Linked DNA regions of Homo sapiens: region 1 is linked to region 2. A link is an interaction called in ENCODE POLR2A ChIA-PET data of the cell type or tissue named here. Cell type or tissue: HepG2. All regions are shown on one strand. Links, peaks and the distances in the headings refer to the core of each region. The heading gives the core; the rest is flanking DNA. Region 1 overlaps TCF7L2 (transcription factor 7 like 2). Region 2 overlaps LINC02935 (long intergenic non-protein coding RNA 2935).

Evidence for each region. Peaks named below come from ENCODE experiments on the same cell type or tissue, not always from the same donor. Only the 100,000 strongest peaks of a DNase experiment are listed, where the experiment ranks them.
Region 1: POLR2A ChIA-PET joins it to region 2 with 8 read pairs; 2 of 35 experiments call an interaction of 5 or more read pairs at or near these places.

The regions. Positions count from the first base shown.
Region 1 is chr10:113,005,809-113,008,718 of GRCh38, forward strand. The region is part of intron 4 of TCF7L2 (transcription factor 7 like 2); the gene reads left to right. Among named protein-coding and RNA genes, the nearest start is that of SNORA87, 38 kb to the right of the region's middle. RefSeq lists enhancers at 523-1,243, 1,244-1,964 and a silencer at 1,462-1,756. In HepG2, for the core only: no CTCF peak of the experiment used is centred there; a DNase peak (open chromatin) is centred at 1,673.
Region 2 is chr10:112,897,708-112,900,617 of GRCh38, forward strand. All of the region lies in intron 1 of LINC02935 (long intergenic non-protein coding RNA 2935), which reads left to right. Among named protein-coding and RNA genes, the nearest start is that of LINC02935, 8.1 kb to the left of the region's middle. RefSeq lists an enhancer at 1,157-1,969. In HepG2, for the core only: no CTCF peak of the experiment used is centred there; DNase peaks (open chromatin) are centred at 1,074, 1,434 and 1,844; H3K4me3 peaks cover 1,249 bases.

The DNA.
Region 1 (2,910 bases), core at 234-2,733, 110 kb after region 2:
GTTTGGGCCAGGATTTTAGCTGATGGATCTGGTAGTTCCCTCTGTCAGATTTGTTTTCTTTGAACTGTCTGGGCCGGTCACAGTGTCATTGTTTAAATGTGGAATGTAGGTGTTCTGTGTTCTGGGAAATAAAAACCAAAACTGGTCCAGGGGATCCACAGAGGTAAGAAAAGAACATTCCAATAGGAATGTTTCAGAACCAGGAGGGGAGGAGAGAAAAACGGCTCTGTTGGTCTCCTAGAGGAAGAACTTGTTAGATTTGGGGAGAGTCAGGATAAATTTGACCCTAAGAGTCTCTGATTCCTTTTAGAGACTTTTCTTATAAGAAATAAAATGGAACTTGGGAGAGGCGGCAACTTGGGAAACAGCACATTCTGCCGTAATGAAAGTCGTCCCATAAGAATTTCTCTATCCCTTTAGCCAAATTTCTGTTTCTAAAAGGGGAAAAGGGGCTAGAGATAGGCTTGTTTGTTTTCTTAGTTGAATCTTACTTTTTGTATTTCCAGCCCATTCTGCAGGGTAAGAACAAGCACAGCCCGAGGGCTCACTCAGTGTGATGTTCTAGAGCCTGGCTCTGCCTCAATCCCTCACGCTGGAGGATCAGGCAGCAGGGGCCAGTGATGGATTTTTTTTTCTTCCTTTCCTCCCCTATTAATATTTACTGAGGTATAAATTACAGCAAAGTGCGCAGACCTAGGTATCTAGGACTGTGAGGTTTTCCTGTGTTACCTGTGTAACCACGACCCAGATCAAGATAAGGAACTTTTCTGGCATCTCAGAGGCTCTTCCTGCTCCCTTTCAGACTCCGTCTCCCAGAAGGAACTACTTCTGATTCCTATAGCCATAGACTGAATTTTCTTTTCCAACTTCATATGCATAGGATCATCATGGGTGTTTTAATTTTAATTTCATGTCTGCTTGCCACTCCCAAATGGAAATGTGTTGGCATCTCTGGATGTTTCTTCATAAGAAACATGCCCTGTGGGGCAAAGCCCAGGACAGGGCTGTGCTGCTGCTGGAAGTCCTGTGCAGCTGGCCAGCCTCTGCTCACCCCTCCGGCCACGCTGGCACTTTCAGCTTCTCCAGCCTCCTGCCCTTCCCACTTCCAGTCCTGCACCTGCTGTCCTCACTGATGCACCTGCCCTTTTCCTTCCGTCCTTTATGTGGCACACCCTTAAGGGAGACATCTTCCTGTCTGTGTTTTGCACCCTCTTAAAACTACATTCCTTTCCCTTCAGCATTGGCATCTCTGTCCTTGTGTATTACCTGGGATGACTATTCAGTTAACAAATGCTTTCTTCCTAGGCTGTGAGCCCAAGTTTGTTGGATGATTGGATGGGGGCACGTTGTGTGAGAGAAGGATCATGGGGTAGCATCTGGCTCTCTTAGAGGTGTGTGGGGGCGTGTGATGCCTGCCAAGGCGCTTTCGTTCTGGGGGGTTCTGTGTGTTTGAAGCACTTGGGTTGTGTGTCCCTGAGGCCTCCGTCACGGGCAACCTCATTCCTTCTCTAGCCTCCATCCCCTGCCCCCTGCCCACCCCAGGCCTCTGGAGCTGGCTCCCTTTCCTGCTCACTCTCTTTTGGCCAGGATTTTAACATATATCACAGGCTGGTAGGCTAAGAGCTTGGGACTTCCCCTCACCACACTCAAAGCCTTTGATCTTTTGCTTTGGAGGTAACATCAAAAGGAAGGCTGAGGAAGACAGCCAGGCTGTGAAGTTCAACGTTCAAGTTAATAGCTTGACTGAAGGTTGTGCTGCGTTGTGGCAGCATCACCGAGGCTGGAGTAAACAGAGTGATTCTGCCACATTTTCCTGGAAATGCACCCCAATATTGGAAGAGGGCTTCTTTTACATTCGGAATGAATTCAGGCTGTAGTCAGAGCTGCTTTTCCCTTTCCCCATTTTCCTTGGAAGTGTGAAAACTTGGGGGAGAAGATGTTTGTAGGAGGGCATGATGAGGGGTAGAGGAAGCCCAAAGAGAGGATCTGGGGAGGGGAAGCCCCATGGGATGAGACTCTGAAGTTATCCTTGCCCCGATTCCGGGACTTGCTATCTGCCTGCCTTTTGGCGTGGTGTCTCTGTGCCCCTGACTGTTCCTGATTTAGCGAGGTGTTTCTGAATTCTGATGGAATTCAAAGAAGCCTGGGCAGGCAGGCAGCTTGACTTGGGGCTTGGGGAAGCGTGCAGCCCAGACATAGCAGCGATGAGAGGGCCTCAGGGCTGAGGGCTGAGATGAGAATTTCATCACATGCAAAAGTGAAAGCGACCCATCGTCTTCTCCACTTGATCTCTTGCTGAGCTTTGCAGACACTTTGGTTGTTGTTTAATTTAACATTTTCTGCAATGCTCCTTTTTTCAGATTTTCATCCAAAGCTCTGTATGAGAGGTTTTCAAACCCATTTTGGCCCTGATTCTATTTGGCATACGATTCAACTCTGGGGATGGTCATCTTCCCCACACCTGCGTTGGGTACCTTTTTGGTGTATGCTCAGAGCATCCTTGGACATCTTCCTGGTCAGTGTCCAGCATCGTGAAGCTGCCCTTTAGCCTCTCAGTGCCCCCAGATACACCTGTCTCTCTGCGTAGCGGCACTCAGCGTCACCTTTCTGTGGGGTCTTGAGACCCTGATGATATCAGCACTATGCTGCCAGAATTCCCCTTGGATTCTTTAGTGTGGCTTCTCAAGCATCCCTTATCGCTATAACGCCTTCATGGTTTTTGGCATAACTGTATACTACCTGTGCTATTATTTATTTGATGCATTCAAACATTTGATTCATTTATTTAAACTCAGTCTCACTGTAATCCTTAATTAACACCTGTGAAATTATAGGTTTGATGTGCTACTTATTTATTTATTTTTTAATACACATTAGTATAATCCCGTAACGGCTAAAGTAACACTTTGT
Region 2 (2,910 bases), core at 141-2,640:
ATGGAAGGAGAGTGTGGAATGATGGACAATGGGGACTCAGAGAGGTGGAGGGGGTGGGAGTGGATGGATGCTGGGAGGTTGCTTGGTGGGTGCAATGTGCATTGCTCCAATGATGGAGGTACTGAAGGCACTCACTTCACCACAATGCAATATGTCAATGTAGCAAAACTGCACTTGTACCCCATTAATATATACAAATAATTTTTTTAATTAAAAACTTCTTTAGTTCCTTTTCTACCAAATTCCTGTGTCTTCCTGCCATCTGTCAATCCTGACTTCCCTTTAGGGCCATCCATTTAGAAATAAACAGATAAGGCCAGGCATGGTGGCTCATGCCTGTAATACCAACACTTTGGGAGGCTAAGGCGGGTTGATTACCTGAGGTCAGGAGTTCGAGACCAGACTAGCCAACATGGTGAAACCCCATCTCTATTAAAAATACAAAAATTAGTTAGGCGTGGTGGCACATGCCCGTGATCCCAGCTACTTGGGAGGCGGAGGCAAGAGAATCGCTTGAACCCGGGAGGCGGAGATTGCCCTTCAGCGTAGGTGACAAGAGCGAAACTCCATCTCAGAAGAAAAAAAGAAAAAGAAAGCAATGGATAAAGTCACTGAGCACCCCTGTGCCAGGTACCATGCAAAGCACTCACACGTGCTAGCTCAGGTCATCTTCCCAACACTCTACAAGTGAGGTAGAATTATTATCGTCTTCACCTTACAGATAGGGATAAACAGCTTAGGAAGTGACAGTGACTTTCTCAAGGTCACAGAGCAAGTAAGTAAGCTGTGGAGAAGAAACTGACCCCCCATCAGTCTGACTTGAAACCAACTTGGGTACTGCTGCCCATGGATGCCCCTTCTCCACCCCAGCTCTTGCCGTGGGAGCCTTTGTCCCCAAAATGCTGGACTGAGATGGACGCTCAGTGACCCGGATTAGGGTGCTCTGCCCTTGCCTAGGATGAGGTGAATATTCACTATCATGACCAGCTTGGGGAAATCGGGCCTCGCTGACGTCATCAATTATGCATGGTCCTGGGCTAAGCCCTTGCGCTGTGGGACTTGGGGAAAGGTGCTTCCAGGGAGAGGGCAGCAGCGCGTTGAGTCACTTGCCTCTTGTTTAACTCTTTCCCTGCTGCCTCGACTCTGGAGGCGGGGTTTGGGCCTGGGGTTCCGTTTTGGGCGTCTCTGACAGGGCTTGTGTAGAGTAAGCCGGGTTTCCACCCCAGTCCGCTCCCTCCACTTCAGGCCTCATTAGTGCCCGCAGCTCGGATTTACACAGATGTAAATCTGGCCATTAGCACCTCACGCTCTGGCAAGGAGGTGTGGCCAAAGGGAATTTAAGGGCAGCAGGGGGTGGGGGTGGGGAGCAAACTTTGAGCCCAACTTAATGTTTAACTTCTCGGACAATGGGATTGTCAGGCTTCCCCATCTCTATTCCAGGCAGTTTCTTGGGGAAAGGGTCGATAAATACCCACAGATAACAGACGACGCTGGGTGGGTGGCAGGAAATGGATCGCTAAATTATACATCAGATGCAAGGTAGCTAGGTCGGGCCAATGGGAAGCAACTTCTCCAGGGAAAAGCTTCCAGAGCCCCCAGTTCTCTCCCTAACCACACTTTAGCTTTCCTTTGTCTGGAAAGAGAAGCCACTAAATGCCTCTTACCCCAGTGTTAACTCTTTGTTAGGAGGGAATCTGAAGGGAAGATAATTCCAGGAGCGGGGAAGAATGAGAAAGAGAGAAAGAGAAACAGACCCATTTCTGGTAAATAATTAACACCAAAAAATGTTTCCCTAAAAAAAAAATGCCCAGCAGAACTTTCAACTTCTCCAATTTGGGAAGTCAAAAGTTTAACTGGGCGCCAGGCGGCTGATGCCAAGACAGGCCTCCAGCTATGTAACACTGGCCATGCCTGAGCTTGGCTCTGGACCTCTCCTTCCTGAGGAGATGTGGCATCTGGGTGACAGCAGTAGAGGGCCTCTAGCTTTCTTCCGGAGCCGCAGGCAGGGAGGCAGAAGCCTGGGGTCTGTCATCCTGGGTGTTTGGAATCCCCCCACAGGGCTTCACAGAAGCACAAGTATGTCATCAGGCTGATCTCAAGTCGAGACATAAGTAGCATCAGTTTGGGAATCACACCTGGGTCTCCATTCCGGCTTGGTAGTTACCTGCTGTGTGACTTCACACAGTTACTTAACCTCTCTGAACCAGTTTACTTAGCTATAAAATGGAGTCAACAAAACTGCTTTGGGAGAGTTGTTGCCAGGATTAGACACAGTACATGTCAGGGGTCAGCAAACTATGGCGTGTGGGCCAAATCTAGCAGGTGCCTGTTTTTGTCTCTTTATATAAAGTTTTTAAAACAGCCACCCCCTTTGAATGACTGATTGTCCATGGCTGTTTGCATGCTACAACAGTGGAGCTGAGTAGCAGAGGCCCTGCAGCTCTCAAAGCCTAAGGTATTTACCTGTTAGACCTTTGCAGAAAATGTGGCTGACCCTGGGATATGTAAAGATGTAGCTTGGTGCTTCAGAAAAGTTCAAAATGTGGAGGAAGCAGTGGTTAGTGTCATTAATATCATCCCAGGCTATTCCACATCTTGTCCTTCATTCTTTAATCTGGAAAGTGTGACTCTTGCGTCCCTTGTGTATTTTGCTACTCATAGATCCTGCCTCCACTCACACTCTAAGTGCTGGTAATTACATTTGGGACAGGGGCTTTTCTATGCTCCTGAGTGTGCAGGAGATGCTAATGACAGCACCTCTTGCCCTTGTTAGGACTAGACAGGCCTCCACCCTAGGTGACAACCTATCTTTGACCCCTACTCTTCTCACCAGCCTACCCAGTCCACCTCCAAGGTCTGTGGACTTTTTTTTTTTTTTTTTTGAGACAGAGTCTTGGTCTTGTCTCCCAG